2 separate regions of the Mus musculus genome follow, and region 2 is linked to region 1. Evidence: chromatin loops called from intact Hi-C (ENCODE). Cell type or tissue: heart. All regions are shown on one strand. Each heading gives the region's core, and the rest is flanking DNA. Links, peaks and the distances in the headings are about the cores only.

Region 1 (11,056 bases), core at 1,755-9,754:
GTTGAGACTAGATTTTAATAACGTCTATGGTGTGTAAATTAACATCAAAACTGTACCTTTGGTAAAACTTGGGAAAACAAAGTTTCTTCCAGTGTCAGGTGGTTCATATGAGGCAAAAACATTTCAACAATGATTTTTAAAATTCCTATAAAGCGAAAAAACATTTTGTAAAACTATCATACCATGTTAGCCAGTAAGTCACTGTCCTTATCCGATATGAGGCTAAGTAATAGCAACCTAAAGTTTTAAAAACTTTAATACCATATTCCACAGAGAAACTATTAAGCATTTCAATGTATAAAGTATAATCAAAAAAGAAAAAAAGAAAAGAAAACAAGAAACAGCAACTGAAGACAAGCTAAATAAGTTAAATGGGTGTGGATATACCTACTCAACAGGATCTACCACAATTAAAATACATTTTTTTAAATGTATTTAAAAGTTTCTAAGATGGTAAAAATTCCAACTTTAACAATTATATAAACAGGCATACACAATGACTCATAGCTGGGCACCAGAAATATAAGAAATGAAATGACAGTTCCATCATAACTTTTCTCTGAAAGTTCCTTTGTCTGTGTACATGTTTGTGTGTGTGAGTGCAGACACACATATGCCATAGCATACTGAGACATCAGAAAACAGTCAAGATTTCTTATAAGGAAGTCTTATGAAAACAGATGAAGATGAGAGTAACCACTTCCCAAATGATACATTTGTCATCATCTAGATCTAGAGTCCAGACACTGAGTTTCTTCTAACATGGGAATGGTTTCTAAATGGCATTAAACATGTTAAGAGGCCAAACGTTATAACAGGCTGACATGGTATAACAATACCCAATCTTGGTCCCAGCACAGCATAACACTAAAATTTTTATTGTGCTTATACATCATCAAAAATGGAATTTAAAACTTAAAAACACTATGATTGGAAGGAACTGGCTCATTTTATGTAACAGGAAGTTACTGAAGTTACAATAAAGAAAAGGTTAAATCTGAAGGTAATATAAACCTGTAAAGTCTACTGGCATTCATATACTTATCACATATACAACATAATCTTACTTACGGATATGTTCAATCCAACTTTCAGAACATTGATACATAGAGTAAAATATAAATTAAGGAATAAATTTAAAAAGAGTGCTTAAAATTTGCTGATAAACCCTAAGAGACTGAAATTATGCCCAAATCCCTGGCTTTCTTTTACCTTTGAAAACTTAACATTTATCAAGTGAACAAAGATTTTGTGAAAATATTTTAAGGATATTAACCCTAATTACTTACGGTTAAGGAACTTTCCAACTCAGTGTAGTCATGAAGCACATATGACTGATGGAAGAAAGCACTGAATAATCCCAAGTTTCAGTTTCAGAAACTCTCCTTCACACTTCTACTTGTATCTCCATTAACTAACATATTACTTACACACCTATCTTACCAACCTTACCCAGTGAAAATCTTCTGCATAGAGGAGCTTGAAGTTGTTACAACTAGATATCCAATAGAAGAGGTAATGATAGACACAGTACAAATTACACTTGTGTATCACTGAGAATTTTTAGAAATATTTTATTGTAAAAGTAGTAAGAACCCTTGTACAATGTCAAGAAAATGGGTACTCATAAACATCACAAAATTCTCTCTTCTGAACTTTCACTCTGCATATTTTATAAGTGCAATCAAATGCAATGAAGTAACCCAATTATTTTTTTCTGTTCAGAAGGGTAGAATCTGTCAACAGGACCAATTCCAGTTTAAATTCAGAAAGTTTGCTACTCCACAATTACATTATAAGCCTGAAAATATTCAGGCTGGGCAATATATAAGAAGAAAAGCATGAAACTAATTTTAAGTGATAAGATTGTGATCTACTTCACTTTTCTTCCATTTGTTGTACATAATGAAAGTAAATACTACTATACTGAAAACTACTTATTTGAGACACCTAGGCATTTTTGTGTGGGGAGGTGGGCACTGTGAGAACAACCTGCAGCAATCCTACCTTGTGGGTATCAGGGATTGAACTCAGGTTATCAGGCTTGGCAGCAAAGCGCCTTGACCCACTGAGTCACCTTGGTAACAACACCTAGGCATTTTTATTGAATACATATGTGCCAGTAACTATTCTCAGTGGTAAGGATAAAAGCAAGTTCCTGCTTCTGTACTTAGCAGTGCAATTAAGAAAAAAAGTGGATAGGCAAATAAGTTCTTTTAAGGATCAAATGGTCTCCAGGAAACTGTAAGCAGCACCATAAATGTAATAGTGTGCTGGTCAGTCTTAGGTCAAATTGACATGAGCTGGTCATTTGGAAGAAGGGACTCTTGAGTAAATGCCTCCATAACGTTTGCCTAAAGGCAAGTCTATAGTGCATTCCCCGATCCTTAGTGAAAATAATCTTTTCTAAAACAATATATCCTGATTACAGTTTCCCCTCCCTCTGCTCCTCCTAGTTCCTCCCCAGCACCCCTCCCATCAGGATCCTCCCTTTCTGTCTCTATTAGAAAATATCAAGCTTCTCAGAGATAAGAAAACACAAAATAAATTACAGTAAGATTTTAAAAAAATCAAATTTGGACAAGGCGAGCCAACAGAAGAAAAAGAGCCCAAGAGAAAGCATAATACTCCGACCCACTTGTTCACATACTCTGGCGTCCTATCAAAATACTAAGCTGAAAGCTGGAATACATGCACAAGAGAATTTGGTGTGGTTCTTGTGTATGCCGTGCTTGCTGCTTCAGTCTCTGAGTTCGTGTGGGCTTTGCTCACTTGATTTGAAGTGGATTTTCTTGATGACTGATGTGAAAGTGCCTAGCTCACTTTGAGCAGTATTCACTGGGCTGGTGGCGTTGGGTGCTAAGAAAGCAGACTGAGGAGCAAGCCAGTAAGCAGTCCTCCTCCACAGGCCGAGGAGGAAGCCAGTAAGCAGGCCTCCTCCACAGACTGAGGAGCAAGCAGTCCTCCTCCACAGACTGAGGAGTAAGCAGTCCTCCTCCATAGACTGAGGAGAAAGCAGTCCTTCTCCACAGGTCTCTGCTTTGCTTGAGTTCCTGTCCTCACTTCCTTTGATAATGGACTGTGATATGGAACTTCACTCAAGCTGAAATAAAGCTTTTTCTCCCCAAGATGATTTTGATCATAGTGTTTTAACAAAGCAATCAAAACCTTAAAAAAAAAAAAAAAAGTTAAAGGTTTCAAGGACTGCTTAAGATTGAGAAAAAGGAGCCGGGTGTGGTGGCACACGCCTTTAATCCCAGCACTTGGGAGTCAGAGGCAGGCGGATTTCTGAGTTCGAGGGCAGCCTGGTCTACAGAGTGAGTTCCAGGACAGCCAGGGCTACACAGAGAAACCCTGTCTTGAAAAAACAAAACAAACAAACAAACAAAAAAAGATTGATAAAAAGGTTCCTGTAAGAAAGTAACTCTGAGGAAGCCCAGAATGAGATGTTGAAAAGACTGGAGAACAAGCTGGGCTGAGAACAAAGACCCTGAAGTAGGTCAGCCTGATGATTGGTGGACTGAATGTAAGGACATTATGTATGAAGGACAGGCCAGGTTCAAACTATAGGGAACCTTGGAGACAAGTTCAGACTGTGTTTTTAAAATTAAGCCACATATAAAAGAGGGAGGTTTGGAGTTGTTTGTTTGTTTGTTTGCTTGTTTTTACTCTAAACTTTGTTAAGAATGTATTATAGAAGAACTATGTAGAAAATAAAAAAAATATTCCTAGTACAGGTTGTAAAGATTAGAATCACAGTGGGGGACAGGTAGATTCATGGAGTAATTTAGAATCAGAAATCATAATTAGCTGGTTGCAAAAAGAGTGTTCAAGGTTTACTTACAGAAGAAAACCTGGAAATGAGATTTGCGTTTTCAGTAGGTAGCAAGGTAAGGTAGAAATGGTACTCTAAATGTAGTGTGGTACCTGTAATACTGAGGGGAGGGTAAATAACAGATATCTTCATTCCCTCTAAGCCTAGCAGTCTGAGACACACATTACATAAATAAACATCTTTTGAGTAGGAAAACAGTTGTTTCCAGGAGGAAATTCCATAAAAACAACCCTTCTCGTTGACACACAAAAATTCCAGCACTGCAAACTCAGGATTACTGCAAACCCAAGACCAGTCTGTTTTGTATAGCTAGTATCAGGCCAGTCAGGACTACCATCTAAAAAGCAAAATAATTCCATATCCACACACGGAGTACTTTAAAAACGGTCATCAGCACCACGTTGGATTTTGCTAATGTCTAAGGAATGACTTCAGTGTGAGAGAACTTAAGTTATACTATGAAACATCATTCGTGCAAGGTTTGAACTTTCACTAAATGTAATGGTATTTTCAGTTTTTGGAGGGGTGTGTGTGTGTCTGTTTCTGTGTGTGTAATTTTAAATAGAAGGTATGATCAAAATCATAAAATTAAAATCACCTTTTACATGAAGGGAGTCGACTTCCAATTACAAACACAAAAGCATTACATAATTATTCTTTGCACCTAACTCCACACAATTACAACTCGATTAAAGCCAATACCTGAAGCACCGCCTTGTAACTTAAAAGGGAAACGGGTTCGAAAGGGGAAAAGCATTTTTGTTTACAGACCATCCTTTGAAGATGTGGTACCACGGAAGAACTACAACTACATCCTTCAGCTCTCACGCTTCATCCAGATACTGAGCACCAGCGCGGGCATCTCCCACACTTAGGCAAGTGCGACCGACCGGGCAAACTTAGGAACAGAGAACTAAACTTAAGGCATGAGAGCACTCATCATTTTCAAACGCTCCAGTCGCAATCGTCCGACAATGCTAGGCGCGCCTAGCCCCTCAACCCACGGTTGTCCTCGTTCCCTTAACCATCACCTCGCAAAACAAAACAGAGTTCGAATCCCAGGCTGCCCGCGTCAGGGCGGAGCAGGCTCGCGACACACCCCCCGCTCAGCGCCCTCCAAGGATATGAGGAGCCGGGGCAGCACCGAAGGCAGCTCCCGACGGCACATCTCCTCCGACCAGCTGCTGAGTTCCTCCAGCACGACCCCGCTCGCCACCTCCGCATCGTCCTGCGACATTCTTTCGCCACCCCCGAGAGACGAACGAATCCGCACGACTCCCGCCACAGCTTGGAACGCCGTCCCAGCAGGCTTTGAGAGAGCTCCGCCCCCACCAAACCATAGAGAGGAGCACTCTCGCCCCCAAGCGTCGGGGCCCTCTCTAGCTATTGGAGGACTCATCTCGTTGGTGTTCGCCGTAGGCTGAAGGCGAGTTTCTCCGGTAGTTTGTTCGCCCTGGCGTCTGACTTTCCAATGCTGAGACCAGAAGTCCTCAGGTTTGCTATCCTCAGTCCGGGGGGACTTTGAGACGACGCGTAGTTTCAAGGGTGACCTGGGCTGAGGCCAGGAATGACTCTACTCCCCTGTGAGGTGCGTTCGAGAATAGGAATGATTTTACTGGCGTGCGTGCTTCCGTTCCTACGGCTCCTGCCAAGTGAACGGAGATCCCACCGTCCAGAAATGTGCAAATTAAAACGGGTGTTATGGTCTGGCATATTGCCGGAAATGTTTCTATACAATCGATTATACTTTCCACAGTCCTAGTCTTTATTCATCCCTCCAGTCACATAAGGTGTAGAACTACGTACACATAAATGTACCGTTTGGATGAGTTTGCACACACCAGATCACACACACCTGTGTGTGTTTGAAAATGGATACCCTACTTACCCAAATAAAACCTTAAACTGTTTTTGCGAGGCAGAGATGAAGGAACAAACCTGGATGCCACTGTGAACAAAGAGAAAATAATTACTGTAGATGCGTCAGAAATTTAGGAAGATGAAGGTGAAGATGCCTGAGCACAAGGCAACTAAAAGACCAGGCAGGAAGCTGGGCATGGTGGCGCACGCCTTTAATCCCAGCACTCGGGAGACAGAGGCAGGTGGATTTCTGAGTTCGAGGCCAGCCTGGTCTACAAAGTGAGTTCCAGAACAGCCAGGGCTATAGAGAAACCCTGTCTCGAAAAACCAAAAAAAAAAAAAAAAAAAAAAAGACCAGGCAGCAGGTAGCTAGGCTGTCCTGTCTACAAATCTTGGGGTTTATTGTTCTGGTGAAGGTGGTAGCTGCTATAGCTATTCTTTTGTTTGTCTTTATGTTTTATCTTCTACTTTTGAATACTTAAGGCATCTGTGCATTTTGCTAAATCGCATACACACAGCCTTTTTTTGTTTTTGTTTTTAAACATTTTCTTTTCCCCCTTCCCTTTCCAGGGCTGAACTGAAAAAGGATCAAAGGCGTCTAAAACGTCTTTGGAGCCCCCTCTGAATACATCTGATGGTGTATACGCAGCTAACAGACATTGGGCGCAACAGAACTAATCGACTGTGTGATCGGTTATGCCATTAAATTCTTTCTAGAAGCTGAAGCATCATCCTTTGGTAAAAAAACGGTGTGCATAGAAAAAGAGGATGGCCTTTCAATTCAATTTCAGCATAGAAGAAGATCTGGAAAATAAATTAACATCCCTCGATGATGGAACTTGTGTCTTAGAAAGTCAGAAAGGAAAGCAGGACAAAAGGCAATCTACAGAACGTCCGGGCTTGCCTCGGGATCACTCTTGGAAATGCTCCTCACTGGGAAATGCAGCTTCCTCTGAAGACACTGGCAGCCCACCCCCTATTGCTGACAGGTCAGATGACCCAGAAGCTTGTAAACACCAGCCCTCCTGGAAACCTGCTAAAGAACATGTGATGCCTAAAGATGTGAATCACGTCTTAGAAAATACGGTTTTGGAAATGTTGCCAGGTCCCCAGCATGCTAACACAGCAGTAGTGAAAACCGTCTCTTTGAAAGAGAAATTCCCTGGAGAAAACATCGTTTCAAAGAGCTTTTCTTCTCATTCTGATCTGATCCCAGGTGTTTATGAAGGAGGCTTGAAAATCTGGGAATGCACCTTTGACCTCTTGACTTACTTCACAAAAGCCAAAGTGAAATTTGCTGGGCAGAAAGTGTTAGACCTTGGCTGTGGGTCTGGGCTGCTTGGGATAACTGCATCCAAAGGAGGGGCTAGGGAAGTTCATTTTCAAGATTACAACGGTTTGGTGATCGATGAGGTGACCTTACCTAATGTAGTTGCTAATGTCCCTTTGCAAGATGACAGCAATGGCAAAAATGAGCCAGATGGGAAAAGACAAAGGAAGTCAGAAGTAGGCCGAGAAATCTGTAAATGTCGCTTGTTCTCTGGGGAGTGGGCTGAGTTTTGCAAGCTTGTATTACGTGAAAAACTGTTTGTGAAATATGACCTCATTCTCACTTCAGAAACCATTTATAATCCGGATTATTACAGCACTTTGCATGAAACATTCCTCAGGCTATTAAGTAGGAGTGGCCGGGTGCTTCTGGCCAGCAAAGCACATTATTTTGGTGTTGGTGGTGGCGTTCATCTCTTCCAGAAGTTTGTAGAAGAAAAGGGTGTATTTGAGACTCGAACACTTGAAGTAATTGATGAAGGTCTAAAGAGATTTCTAATGGAGATGACTTTTAAGCACCCCAGTTAATATGCACCGAATGGCGTAATGAAATAAAAAGAATACCCCAGAATTTGTGACTGTTCAATTTCTTTTTTATTGTTATTCTGAAATTACGGTTTGGTGTTTTTTTTTTTTAATTTACTTATTGAAATAATAAGCAAAGTATAGAAGTAGTAGCCTCATGTTTTCTATGTAAAACTACAAGTTTCCTTGAGAATTTAATGAGCTCTTGAATCACTTTGTGTAAAAGTTCTTTCTCCATCCTCATTCTATTTGATCTTTCTACAATCTCTAACACTCCATAAACATGTTCCGAGGGAATACTCCCATTTCTTGACAAGTTTATGAATCTCTCTGCAGCCTTTGTTAGTTCCTTGTCTCCCTGAAGTGCCTGGCTAGATCGATACAGACTTTGATACGGACTTGGATCCCTGAATAATACTGACCTCAAGCGTCTGGTCCAAGGCCTGTGTTAACTCAGAAGATGTTTATTGATTTGCGTATGTCAAAGTGTTAGCATACTAGGCAGTTGGATTTGCATTAAGAAAAACAAACATGAATCTGTTACAGAGTGTGAAAGTGGCTGGGGATGCAGCTCTGTGGTAGAGCATTTGCTAGCGTGCAGGAGAACCTAGGTCCCAACCCAAAAGTTCAACAACAACTACAAGTGTATAGGTGGTAATGGGAGGAACAATACTTGAAGTTAATCTCTCACCACTGTAAGCCAAGTATGAGACCCTGGGACCTTGATTAGAGGAAAAGTAGGGAAGGATGACTTCAGATTCTGGGCTATAAGATCCTCAAGAAAGAAAGCGGGGATGGAAATGTACTGCTTTGGTTGACTCTGGTACAAATATCTTCATATCTCTTCCAAAATTGAGATCTACTGTGTTGGGAAAAATCTTTTTGTGTGAAGGTGTTTCTGATTGTTTTAATAAAGAACTGAATGGCCCAGAGCTAGGCAGGAGAGGATAGGCTTGACTTCTGGCAGAGAAAGGAACTCTGGGAAAGAATCAGGTGTGAGGCATTCTCCAGCCATCCATGAAGGAACAAACAGATGTTCACACTGATGAAAGGTAATGGGCCACATGGCAGAGCCTTGTGGCAGAGTGTAGATTAGTATAAACAGGTTAATTTAAGTTACACGATCTAGTTGGGAACAAACCAACTAAGACCACACTTTCATCAATAAGTCTCTATATCATTACTTGGGAGCAGGTGCCTCACTCAGAGCCAGTCTGGTGATGTGATACTGGTGTGTTATCTAAACTTTTTCTTTCTTGGAGGACCCTAAATCACACTATATCTTGGACTTAATGTGATATTTATTGGAACCCTGATGACATGTCATTTTTGTATAGTATTTTACTTAATTATAGTCTTGTATGTCACCCCCTATTTAATAATGCTTTGTTATTCCCAGTTGTGAAAGCTAATGTGTCCTCAGCATTTATTTATACACAGCTAATAAAAGTTACATAATATTATTATTTAATACTTATAACCTCAATAATGACCCTCACTTTATAGGTAAGTTGAGACTGTTAAATAGTCCTACTCAAACTTTCTACCTTAAATCATAATGTTTTATTTATTTTGTGTGTAGGATTAGGTCTTGCTAATAGCACAGACTAGCAATCAACTGACTTGCACAATCTGTCCTTTAATTCCCAGCAGTCCTCCTGCCTCGTCGCTCCTTAGTGTTGGGTTTATAGGCAAGGGCTATAAGTAACCTGTCTTTGAACCAAATTCTCCAGTCCTGAAAGCTTTTCAGTTTTCAGCATGTAGATAGATCAACCTATTAGGGCCTATTTTGATTGTAAATCTTGATACTCTTATTCAGTAATGACAGTTAAACATACATCCTTATAAATCACATGTATGTATATGTAATCATTTCTGTTTTTCCAATTGTTTTATTGCTGGGGGCCTTCCTCAGCACAGAGAGGATAAAGAGGGTTCTTGCTGACAGGGTGTCCCTGCAGGGGAGATGAGGGGTTGGAAGGGGAGAGAGTGAGTCAGGAGATGGTTGGGGGAATTTCACACCTCTGACTTGCCACCAATCAGGCTACTTCTGTAGCTCTGACTCCCCACCAGGCAGTTTCTGCTGCTCTGACTGACTAGCAGCCTGGTGCTTCTTTATTTTTCAAGCTTCACAGAACAAAACAGCCTAATGATTATCCAAGTGGTACAGAATATGTGTTTGACTTTTCATTATGTGTTCAGGGTTACAAGTTCAGTCATAATTAAAAAACAAACAGAATGAATTCTTGTTGTTACCCTATAGCTCAAATCTAAAGAATGTCTCCTCCAAAGCAAACAGATCATATTATGACAGCCTGCTTTTAGGCTGGCAGTGCTTGTTGGTTTTTTTGGGTTTTCGAGACAGGATTTCTCTGTGTAGCCCTGGCTGTCCTGAAGCTCACTTTGTAGACCAGGCTGGCCTCGAACTCAGAAATCCGCCTGCCTCTGCCTCCCGAGTGCTGGGATTAAAGGTGTGTGCTACCACGACCTGCTGTAATGCTTATTGTATGAAAGCATTTCAAAGACAAACAGAAAATATCTGAATTATGAATAGCAAATCCTAATACCTAACTTCTTTTACTATATGTACCATCATCTTCACTATAAAGTAGGAAAACTTTATTTTAGTTGGTCTATCTTATTTACTGAATTTTATTCCTTCAAAAGTATACCCTCTATGCCCGTCCTATCTTTAAACTACATTTTTAAGAGACCGCTAAGCCTATAATAATAAAAAGAGACCTTAAATCTGTAACCTATTTTTTTTTCTGGCCAGTCAGAGTCTGTCAATTGTCTCGGTTTGCCCTGCATCAGTTATATTGTTTGAGTTAGCTCAGGGGCAGAAACCCCAAGAAGATTCCTGGAGTAATGGCTTCATCTAACTGTGCTTAATGATCTCTATGGCATAAGGAAGCCTTCCAAGTAGTGGCCGAAGAGAGTTAACTTTAGGATTTTTCCTAAAAATACTCAGACATAATTTTTCTCAGGAAAAGACATAAATTGAATCATAATGCAGAAAGTCCCCAAGGATGCAACACACCAAAAGTTAGACCAAAAGTTAGAGACAGAAAGACAGAAAAGCGGAAGTTGCCACAATCCCCTCAGCTTTGGTGAAACTTCGTCAGCCAGCTGTGCCTGTGACTCTCGCTGTTTCCAGTGGATTTGGCTGTGCCATTTTATAAAGAAAGTAAATCAAATACTTTGACTCTCATCAGATAAATCCACAGGTGTAAAGACACAGAAGACGTATCGTGTGTCAAATGCTTGAACAAACATACTGTTGTCAAAATTGCCACAACTAACAATTCCAGTACACACATAAGCACACACACACAGAGGGAGAGACACAGACACACACACACACACACACACACACACACACACACACACACACACACACATTCAAGCACGCATACACATATATACACACACAGGGAGAGACACAGACATACATGTACTAGCTAACAGAACAAAGTCTGTTTTCTAAGCCTTGGCTGAGTTGGCTAA
Region 2 (11,056 bases), core at 1,970-9,969, 65 kb before region 1:
AGTCACAGGGCCCTTGATCAGGCGGCCAGGTTAAAAACCCAGCAGTGGAGGACAGCAATTAGTAGGAGAAGCCAATTAGCCTCTTGGAGAGCCAAGAATTTCTAATATTTTTTCCAGCAATGGAAAGCCCTTTCTCTAAATAGACCATACCATGCACATACCCAGTAGTTCTGATGGTCCGTGTATATGGTGGTTGAGTTTTCTTTTCCCCATCTGAGACCCCAAAGACCATCTGCTTTCTGGGCCTGAGATACCCGGCTTGGGCCCAAATCATTTAGGCTAAACTAACTATTGCAAATCCCATGTGCCTGATTTCATATTTTATCTCGTGACAATCGCAGATGAGTACCTGTGGGTTGCCATCAGCCAAGAGGGTAGCAGGGTTGATGGTGGTGGGTTGCTCAAACCTGACTCAATGGTGAGGCAGGAGCAGGACCTGATACTGGGTCACACAGTCATTAGAAATCCAGCATTCTGATACTTTTCAGGGGAGGGCCTCAATGATGTCCTGAGTGCTATGAGTATAAGATCTTGATCCATACTTAAGGTCTTTGCTTTCTTTTATTAAGTTAGCAGTAGCGGCCACAGCTCTTAGACAGGTGGGTACAACCTGTGGCTACAGGGTCCAGTCATTTTGGCAAGTATATCACAGGGTGTTGCCATGACCCCAAAGTTTAGGTTAAAACCCCTTTTGTCTTGTTTAATCTCAGTCTGGATTAAGGGTTCAGTGCCCTTCATCCCATACCCCTCAAAACACACACACACACACACACACAACTGTGGTGGTGTATAGAGGTGTATAGAGGCCTTGCTATTTTCACAAACTCTGTCATCCAGAGGCAGCAATATCCTGCTGCACCTACCTCTCAAATCTCAAACTCTCAAACCTCTTTCTTAGTCTTTGGAGCTGAGATCTGAAGTTCAAACCTACTCTGAGACAGGCTCCTTGCCTCCCCTTGGCTGGTGGGATCTTCTATAAAGCTAGGCTTTCTTAGCCAACATTTTGTAACCAACGATCTGTAACTCTTACGGCAGTCCCTTTTATAATTCATTTCCCAGGAAACCTCTGGTAGAAGAGCAGGAAGTCTGTACTTAGTGTCTTTAAATCCTGGGGCAACCTAGTGCAGGTATATTGCCCACTGTAACCTTTTAAGTGGGTCTATCCACTTAAAAGCAAAGATGGGTTGACTCATCTCTGACAGTGGGAGGTTGAGGGATGCATCTTTCAGTGTACAACTGTCTCTCTAAAATCGTGAGATTCTGAGACCCCAGATTTCTGCACGGGCAGGAGAATGACTGGCAGGGTACCGGGATGCCTGTCTCTTCAAGCCAGACAATATGGACTGCAATTTCCCTTGTTGTTTCCAGGGTCACTGGGTATTGTTTATGCTGGACAGAGGTAGCTGAACTCGTTAGTTGAACAACTATATGAGCTTGGTCCTGGCGTGGGGCTGGGGTTGGTTTCTTCTGACAGAGCACGAGACATACAATTTTTGCTGGGTATTTGTAAGTCTAACTACATCTCATCATAAGAGAAGGTGACAGTGGCTTTCAGGTCATGCAAAAGGTCCTGTCACAATCGGTTCTCTATTGTTAAAAACACTTTGACCAACCTACAGCAACTGGAACCTGCTAATACTTTTAAAAAAGAAAAGAAAAAGGAAAAAACCTTTATAATTTTTTCTAATATCTGGGGCCAACTGGGTGACAAAGGAAATGTTTAATCTTTTAAAAAAAGTGCCTAGTGAGATTCATTTAATGTCTTCCTGGTCAGTGTTAGGCAGAAACAAAAGTCCACTTTGTCCAGGCTGTGTGGTCTCCAGCAATCCACTGCCCAGTACAGAGGAAGTTTTGTTCATTTTAAAATTTTTATTTATTTATTTGCAGAATAGTGCATTTTTTGGATCACTGATTAAAAATGCAACACAAATCATAAAAGAGGAAGGAGAGAAACTTTCTCTTTTCCTTTGGGCTCAGCCCAGGGGGGACATTTCTTCCTCCCTGGGGCTGTTTAGAGCAGGCCACAGAGAGGAAATGCTTACCTGGGAGAGAACTATTTCCTGCATTCTGCTTAGAGGACAGGGGGCACTGGACGAGAGGCCTGTCCCCTCCCACATCCACACAGGAACCAACCCTGACTGTGAGCAGAAGTGTAGCAAAGCAACTAGCAAGGCCCCTTGCTCCTAAAGCGGGCAGGTGGACTCTAGTTAGTTAGTTAGTTAGTTAGTTAGTTAGTTGGTTGGTTATAACTAAATCAATCTATATTATTTAACTAAAAAAATCTATATCAAATAATTCTATATTGAGTCCAAAATAAAGTTAGTTAGTTAGTTAGTTAGTTAGTTAGTTAGTTGTGGGGCCTTTAAATTTGGTTTGGTTTTTGACTTTTGGTTTTGTTTTGTTTGTCTGTCTGTTTGTTTGTCTGTCTGTCTGGGTAACCTGGCAGAGTCAAAAGGATTTGGGTCCTTAATGGAATGGGGTACAGGTCTTAAGCCTGGGTTACAGGTTCTTACACCAGAGAAAGCCACTAGTGAATACAGAGAAATAGAACTGACAGAAACACGTAGACACAGACACACAAAGACACATAAGAGAGAGAGAGACAGACAGACAGACAGACAGACAGACAGACAAAGACAGAAAAGACAACAAGGGGTAGCCACCACATTTATATACCTGAACAGACAAAAGGATCCAGTCACAAATCACATGGACACTGGATCAGCAGACATGTCGACCTCTCCTGTGTGTCCAAACAGAATGTGCCATGACCAGACTTATCTCCGGAGGTCATAGACCAAGGCAACCTGCTTCCTTTCCCGGTAGAGGTGTGAGACCCCTCCAAAACCTTAGGCAGTGAGTGATCAAAGGCAGCTCTGGGAAGCTGGAGCATCTCCACTTGTGTCCCCCTAGGGGCCCCTTGACAGCCCAACTCTTCCTTGATCCAAGGGTCTCTGAGACACCTCCTCATCCCACCACCCCGGTATCTTGAAGTGTGGTCTCTGGGATCTTTTGAGGTATCCAGAAATATTGTGGAGTATTCTCCAAAAAGACTGCTCAGACATGGGTTTAAGCCAACAGAAAGGTGTTTGTTTTTTTTTTTTTGTTTTTTTTGTTTTTTTTAGACAGCCAACAACTACACTGGATGTTCAGGATGCCTATGCAGCCCTGAGCCTTTCTCAGGGTGAGCTTTTAAGCAGAAAAACCATGTTCTGTTAACAAGAACAGTTAGCCAGAAGCAGAGCTACAGAAGCTAAAAAGCAAGGTTAGTTCATTTAGAGACTTTCCCAGAACAAGGGACTTTGGTGGATTAGGCCTTTGTTTTAGTTTTGGCACGTGGTGCTGCCTACATGCTGAGTTTTACAGCCTGGATGGTACTTCCATCATGGGGTCAGTTGTACTAAGGTCTGAGGCCATTTGACAAGACCTAGACTACTCAACACATCTATTATTTTCTCTTCACTTAAACTCTGAGGTGATTGGTGTACACTTGGAGGCTAAGAAGCATTTCACGCTTGGATTGGCATTGGGAGGATTTAAATCAGAAACCCATACTTAGAGACAGATACTACAGATAATGCCCTTCCCATATCTAATGCAGATTAATGGTGTTTTTAAGGATGTTAAAAAGTGAATTTTCATTGCCAAAATGAGTAACTTCAAAATAGGTCAAATAGGCTGAAAGGCATAAGAATCTAGTGAGCCCAAAATCTTCACAAAGGCTCATATGCAAATAATCTGTAATCTTGTGGGGAGGGGCATTAGGAGATGGCTCAGTCAGTAAGGTGCTTGGAACCTCAGTCTGATCATTAGAATCCAAGTTCTTATGCCTGGAAGCCCAGCACTGGGGAAGCAAAGGCAGGTGGATTCTGGGGCTCCCTGGACAGAGAGCCTGGCTTAATCAGTGAACTGCAAGCCAGGGGCAGAGCTTACTTATCTCCAGCCCGTGTCCATGTGCCACCTGAGCAATATCACCTGTCACCCAACTCCAGGCGGGGTAACTGAATCTGTGTGTGCCTGTACAATACTGGTCCTTTTTCCTACAGAATCAAATGTCCGCTGGACAGAATGACTGACATACCCTATTGAGGGTAAGATGTGTAAGTTAACCCGTGGCCTCAAAAATATCTGGAATCTTAATGCAGAGATGTAAGAGATGGTTTATTTAGAAACCTGAGTGACACCAGGATAAATGAAGTGAGTAGATGGTAGAAGTATTGAGTGTGTCCCTTCCAATCATGTCTTACACATGCAGCAGGGAACTGTCTTCTAGTGTTAATTTTAGAGGAGTAGGTGACCATCGTGTTTGAGAAAACAGGCTACATGCTACCCAGGATCCCATCCACAGCTGGACTAGGATTAGTGATCAAAGAATGGATGAGAATGCGAGCAAGCACCCAGAGCGAACGATACAGCATAGATGTGAGTCAGGAATGCATCATCCTCCCAGTGGATTTCTTGCCCTGGTTGAAGTGGCTCAATTCTACTCCTCCAGGAAAAGAAAGGCACAAAATAAATTGATCAAGACAATCCTGGTCTCATTCTGACTTGCCTTACAGGACGTGGTAGCTGATGTTACTTTATCTACATTCTTTACCAGGAAGGCAGAGGCTGGCTGCGACCTCCCACACGCAAATGGGTTGATCATTTAGTCTTCGGTTATTGTAACGAAGGTGAACTTTCGAAGAGAACAAGAAGTCAGCGGATATTGGAGCTGGTAATTCTATCACAGGTGTAGTCTTCTCTTCCTCCGTTCCTTTCCCACACACCCCCCCCCCATCCTTATTTCCCCTCTCCTCCCTTCCCCTTTTCTCCTCTTCACTTTCTTCCCTCCTGTCCGGTCCTCTCCGGTCTTGCGTGACATTCCTTCTAATTGTACTATTTCGCTGAATTATGATTCCAGGTTTTCCATCTGAAACCTTAAGCCTTAATTAAGTCTCAAGCGTTAATCGCCATGATTTCTGACTTCACTAAATACATACATACATACATACATACATACATACATACATACATACATACATACATACATACATATCTTCTCTGACAGCAGGCCAATCCTGGTGGCCAGGATGCTGAGGGGGCAGTCACAACCGGAAAAGTTCTGGCTCAGCCCCAAACTCCTCTCCTCCTCCTCCCCGCCCCCTTACTTGTCTGAAGCCAGAGGTGGCCATTTTGGATTCGGGCGGAAATGAACTCAAAAGCGGCTGGTTAAAAACCCAAACATGAAAACCGGGATGCCCCTGCAGTCGGGCTGAAGACACACGCAGAGAGGCTTCCCTGCCGCCAGAGCCGGCTGCCGGGAACAGGCGTGCGGCGCAGGCTCCCCTGGCGCCCACACCTACCCGGGCCCGCGCCCTCGCAGCACCTGTGCGGCCGCTCTAGCTCGGTTCCGGGTTCGCGCCTCGGTGGTGGCGTCGGAGGAACTGAAGGCCCGGCTGTTGAGCCGCTTCCGGGCCCTCGGAGAGCCGCCGGAGCCGGGTCCTCGGGGGTGTCTGTGGGTGGAGGAGCCGGGGTCTGAGCGTCGGAGCCAGCCGCGGGCCAAGAGGGAGCGGAGCCGCCAGCCTCCTCCCGCCGCCCGCAGGTAACCGGGAGCCGTGCGGCCTGGACGGCGGGGCGGGAAGCGAGCCGGGGCGGCCGGTTGAGCGCTGCCCCGGGGAGTTCGGGGTGCCCCTGTGCCTGGCGTCTCGGGTGAGCCCCGCCGGCCGAGGCCGGTGGAGGGCCGAGAGACCGGGCCTGGAGTCCAGCGGGAAGGCCGCGCGGTGCAGGGTCCCCGACGAGCGTCCACACTCAGCCCCCGGGCTTCACGTGTAGAAAAGACAACAACATCTCCCAAGGTCGCTTTTGCTGAGTTCTGGGATCGCTGCTGCTGCTGGGTTGGGGGACATGTGTGTGCTCTGAGCTGATGTCACACCTCGGAGTACTTTTAGTCCACAGAGACTACATGTTTTGCTTGTCAGCTAGCACAATGCGGTTGAGTTCCTGACAGGGAACATACGTGGCCGAGACAGGGCCGCTGGTAAGATTTGTCACCCAGTATCTAAGTGCCAACGAGTACATATCCTTAGGACTCTCGGGCAAGTCATAACCTTTGGCTCTTTGAAGCGAAGGGAACTAGAACCGAAGAGAGTCTCTACTGTCGGGAGAACTAAGGGACATACTTCCCCCAGAGCACACGTGGTATGTGGTTGAATACCTAGGCAAGGTGCTGCTCCCAAACCAAATGGAACCCTTCAGAAGCTTCGCCTGAAGCCAAAGAAATGAGAAGGATGGAAGACATAGATAGATTAAAGTGTACAGTCACATCCTAGACTGTCAACTCGACGTTTCATTATAGAAAGTATAAGTGGTATAGTCAGTAAAAATGCCATATTAGAATATCCTTTTCTACCTTCGTGTGACTTTCAAAGCTACCTGGCACTATTTCATAGTCCCCTTCTTACTTCCCAAACCAAGAAAAAATCCGTGGAGTTGGGAGTGTTCCTTATGTCTTGCATTTCCATAAGCTCCTTTCAGCTCCGTCCTGAGGGTTGTAAAACACTGCTGGTGCCAGCGGTCCTGCCTCTTAGATACAGGCGTGGGGAGAACCAGAGTGACCGCCTTGTGTGTTCTCAAATCCAGTCCTCGGCGCCCTTTCCCTGCTGTGTTGGGCGCGGGGCTCTGTACAGGGCATCCTATTCGCTTCGGTAGAAACTGAGCCTTGCCTTTTTAAAGGTGCTCTTCCTTAGGGTCATAGGCGACTTATCACTGTGAAAAATGACTGGTTTTGGTAGCTTCCTAGTATTTTTGCAAATCTAAAGGTATTATGTTCGTATTTATAACATTGAGTTAGGGTTAATAGATAATCTAAGGGCCAATATTCCAACAAGGATTTGGCCTGCTATTGGAAATCAGTAAGCTAAATGCCCATTGCCCCTGCCTTTTGCCAGCGTGGCTCATGAATCTCAGTGACCGCAGTATCCCTTCAGGACTAACGAAATTAAACTGGTTTTTCTGCCAAGAAGATACTCACCTGCTGTGGTTTTCCTTTATTGTTTAATTTTGAAAACTTTTATTTTGTAGTGAACCAAAAATGCAGGCTAGGTCCACATACTTTTCAAATGAACCCTTCCCTAACTCATACCTCTCTTCTCACTGGTGTTTGAAGCAGGGGTCAGAGTAGAAGTGTCCGTTGGTCTCAGGGAGTGTAGGCCCACTCAAGCCACACCAGGGAAGCCGCAAGCACCTAGAGGCTTAGTCAGTGAGGCAGTGGAAAAACTGGATTGGAAGCCAGCTGCTCGTCCTGCAGGCACTAGGCAGGGCCAAGATGGAGGATGCCTGTGTGTCTCTATAAAGCAGCCATTCCCCCAGCTTGTGCCTACCATTATCTCACTGACCACTCACTTCCTTGGTGCCTACCACGTGTTTGCTTCCATGGGGCCCCAGCTCCACCTCCTGGTGACCCCAGCTTCAGATGTGCTACTAGTGATAAAGAAAAACATCAGATCCATAGAGGAGACAGTGGTCCGCCCCTTCATTCTGGTTGTGGATACTAAAGATCCGGCTGTGACTCGACTGCTCTTTGGCCAGGAGGCAGGAAGAAGGCCCTCGCCGCCCAGGGACCACTGCATCCATGATCAGAGCTTCTTTCTCTGGCTGCATGCATTGCTTTTCTCTTGTCCCAGTAAAATATGGCTGGTCCTTGTCATTCCTTTTTTTATATGATTTTTTTTTTTGGAATTAAACTTAATCATATCATTTTCCCCCCTTTCTCTGTCATCCCTCCAGCCCTTCCCGTGCATCCTCCTTGCCATTGTTCTCTCAAATTCATCGTCTTTTTCTTGTTGCATGTGTGTGTGCTCCTAAATACAGAAGTACATCTTGCTCTGTGTGTGTGTGTGCAAGCAAGCAAGCAAGTGTGATCTTAATGTTGAGCACATGGTATTGACTAACCAGCTGGGAGCCCTTCCCTCTGGAGGAAAACATCTCTGATTCTCAGCATTCCCTGGGTCCCTGTAGTTCTTTGGCTATGAGTGAGGTTGTGTGAGATTTCACTCTTTCAAGTTAGCTTGTCCATTGGTGTCCTTGTTGTTTGGGTCTTACTTAGGCGACCGTGTTAACAAGATGGTCTGAATCTCTGACTTTATTAGCACAAGAAAAGTCTCTTACTTTTCCTAGGAAATAGAGTCTCACAACAAACGTCCTGTCCCTCTGGCTTTTGCAAGCTGATCCCAGAGTCTCAAGTGCAGAAATCGCGCTCCAGGTCTGTGTGTTGGGACTGAACGCCGCAGTCTCCTGTTCTCTGCATTTTGGCCTGTCACAGTGGGTCTTGAGAGACAAACTGAGCTCAGTGCATTTGATAATCTTCCGAGATTTTGAAAAAGCCAGTATTCTATAGCTTCTCGCCCTCACATCTTCTCATTCTCTCGATAGTAACGTGTATGCATCTATACACACTTTAAACTCAGTGATAGGCATGGATTTTAGCAGCATTACATAGATTATATCTGTGGCTTTTCTTCCAAGTACAAGGAAAATTAAAGTTGAGAGATTTGTGTCATAATTATGGCGTTTGTATTTATCTAAAGGCTACTTACCTTTAACTGAAGAAGTTTATAAACTTTATAGATATTTGTGTACGATTGGGTTTGGGGGAGGAACTGCACGTGACTGTTTGGTAAAATACAGTTTCTCTGAAGTTGTTAGCTGTTAAGTAACACGCATTCCTGATAACTTGCTGCTCGTTGCCCATTTGTACTCTCAGATGCAGTTGTGGGCACTGCAGGAGTGAGTGGGTACCTGTTAGTGGTCACATTGAGGAAACCTGGATTAGCCAGCCTGGCTAATATTGCAGATCGAGATTTAATGTCTCAGTTCCTTTTCTTCTTTGTTTGTAGAGCTGTTTGGATTTGAGGAGGAGCTGCAGAACTGCCTCACGGCAACAGGGATGGGATCAGAGAACAGCGCTTTAAAGAGCTACACACTGAGGGAGTCTCCTTTTACCTTACCATCTGGACTTGCTGTTTATCCCGCCATATTGCAAGATGGGAAATGTGCTTCCGTGTTTGTATATAAGCGAGAAAATGAAGACAAGGTTAACAAGGCTGCCAAGGTACTGTGCTGCAGTTGTCTTAATAGCATCTTTATTACAGCCACATGCAGAAGTATTTTATGATTTGGTGTTATAAAAACAGTTGTCCTGTCTCCAGCATACTTTCACTATAGCCAAAGACCCTCATAGAACTCAGTGTAATGGATTTTAATCATGAGAAAGGTAGGCAGGTGATTTCATATGTCTACTCTAAGAATGTTTATCCTGCCTCTGATTCTTGATGAGAGACCTTACAGGATCATTGACTTCTGGGGGCGGGGGGGTCGAGCTCCATTTTGGCTCCACTAAGAAAGTCCTTGGCCCCTTAAAGTCACTGCTGCATTTGGTTGAGATTATTAGTGCAGTCAGTTTGCTATTTGGTTCCATGTCAGGGGATATTGACAGCTTAGAAGAAAATGACTTGAGCTGATGATATGTCTCAGTCATAGTATTCAAGTAACACGGTTAAGCACGCGATCCATCCTCAGCATACACACATCAAAAAACAAACAAACAAAAAAAGCCACAGAAAACATATGACCCCATCTTGTAATAGTATTCAGTAAATGAGCCAATTTTTTTTAAAGCAAGGCCATGTCTTGGTAGTTCCTTGGATAACCTACTTTGCATATTATCTAAATCACATCTTCAAAAAGTTTCTAGAGAGAAAACTATAGTTGAGTGCATGAATGAATTCTTCGGTGTTTACTGTAGTGGGAACAGGAAGTTTTCAGTGTTAGCTAATGGCTGTTTTGATTGAATCATGGTCTGCATCACTATGAGCTCCTTTAGAAAAGTCAGTAGGTGTAGACCATATCTTGTTCTTGAAGTCTGGGGGAACACAGGGAGGTTGAACAGACCCTCAGGGAAAGCGTGGCTTTCATCACAGTGTGTGTGAAGCTGTAATTAATCCGGTTTGAGACATTAACTTCATCAACTCTTCTATTTGTGTTTTAAAGCACTTAAAGACACTCCGTCACCCTTGCTTGCTAAGATTTTTATCTTGTACTGTGGAAGCAGATGGCATTCACCTCGTCACTGAGAGAGTGCAGCCTCTGGAAGTGGCCTTGGAAACCCTGTCTCCTGCAGAAGTCTGTGCTGGAATCTATGACATACTGCTGGCTCTTATCTTCCTTCATGACAGAGTGAGTGATGTGTGTCTCCCTTCATTGATGGGGACTGAGGCCACCATCTGGGTGGTGGCACTTGGGTAACACTGAGAGGAATAGAAAGCAAGCAGAAGGAACAAGAGATGCCACAGATAGTTTGTGGGATCAGCAACTAGTTCTCTGTCCCTGAGCAGTTCCTTACATAATTTTATTTCAGCTAGCTGTCATATACTTCTTGTTTTAGGTAAGCCTTTGTCTAACTACAGCTACAGCCAATATTTGTTAAGAGAAAGCTTTGGCAGTAATGTTGCTATAAACCAAAGTTCCTGCTTGTTTTCAGAGGTTCTACTCCATTTTAGCTTTCAAAGGAAGAAATAACCATTCCTTAGGAAGAAACGGTGTTTGCATTTGAGTGGGTGAAGCCCATGGAGAGACAGCCCATAACAAGGACGTGCAGCTTTTGTGCTTGGCTCTGGTGATTTCTGGGGTTGGTCCTGCTTCTCTTTACTTAGTTTGTTGTCGGTGTTTCTGAGCTGTTGTTTTCTGGTGCTTACATCGGAAGCATTAGGTCTTCAGCAGTCACTGTTATACACACTGGCACCAGGCTCATCTTAACATCTTACAGCTGTTTCTACAATGGGAGATTGGCTTTCTTTGGAAAGAAATTTAGAATTTCTTAGAATTTCAAAGTTTATTGACGTTTGCATGGCAACTAGAATTATTAGTAATGCTTCATTGGGGAGGATAACTCTAATATATATAATAGAAAAGCAACAAGATGAGAGGAGCAGGTTAAATAGGTCCCATCCTTGGGTCTGACTCTTCTTCTAGAGGCAACTGTGGGGTACTCAGTGGATCATTCCACTGCATATCAAGC

What was found. Hi-C counts contacts between places; a loop is a spot of excess contacts. Peaks named below come from ENCODE experiments on the same cell type or tissue, not always from the same donor. Only the 100,000 strongest peaks of a DNase experiment are listed, where the experiment ranks them.
Region 2: a loop joins it to region 1, with 7 times the contacts of the local background. A loop is called at or near these places in 9 of 42 quality-filtered maps.

Annotation. Positions count from the first base shown.
Region 1 is chr1:163,989,649-164,000,704 of GRCm38, forward strand. It overlaps BC055324 (cDNA sequence BC055324), which reads right to left and starts at 5,148. Exons shown (of 24, transcript NM_201364.2): 1 at 4,962-5,148; 2 at 1,072-1,111; 3 at 57-145. The coding sequence starts at 5,072. Mettl18 (methyltransferase like 18) reads left to right here and starts at 5,241. Exons shown (of 2, transcript NM_027279.3): 1 at 5,241-5,423; 2 at 6,266-7,595. The coding sequence starts at 6,464. The coding sequence ends at 7,552. In heart, for the core only: a CTCF peak has its summit at 5,208; a DNase peak (open chromatin) is centred at 5,193; H3K4me3 peaks cover 2,399 bases; H3K27ac peaks cover 1,379 bases.
Region 2 is chr1:163,924,603-163,935,658 of GRCm38, forward strand. Scyl3 (SCY1-like 3 (S. cerevisiae)) reads left to right here and starts at 5,163. Exons shown (of 14, transcript NM_028776.5): 1 at 5,163-5,584; 2 at 8,877-9,091; 3 at 10,030-10,215. The coding sequence starts at 8,927. In heart, for the core only: no CTCF peak of the experiment used is centred there; DNase peaks (open chromatin) are centred at 5,139 and 5,379; H3K4me3 peaks cover 2,260 bases; H3K27ac peaks cover 1,423 bases.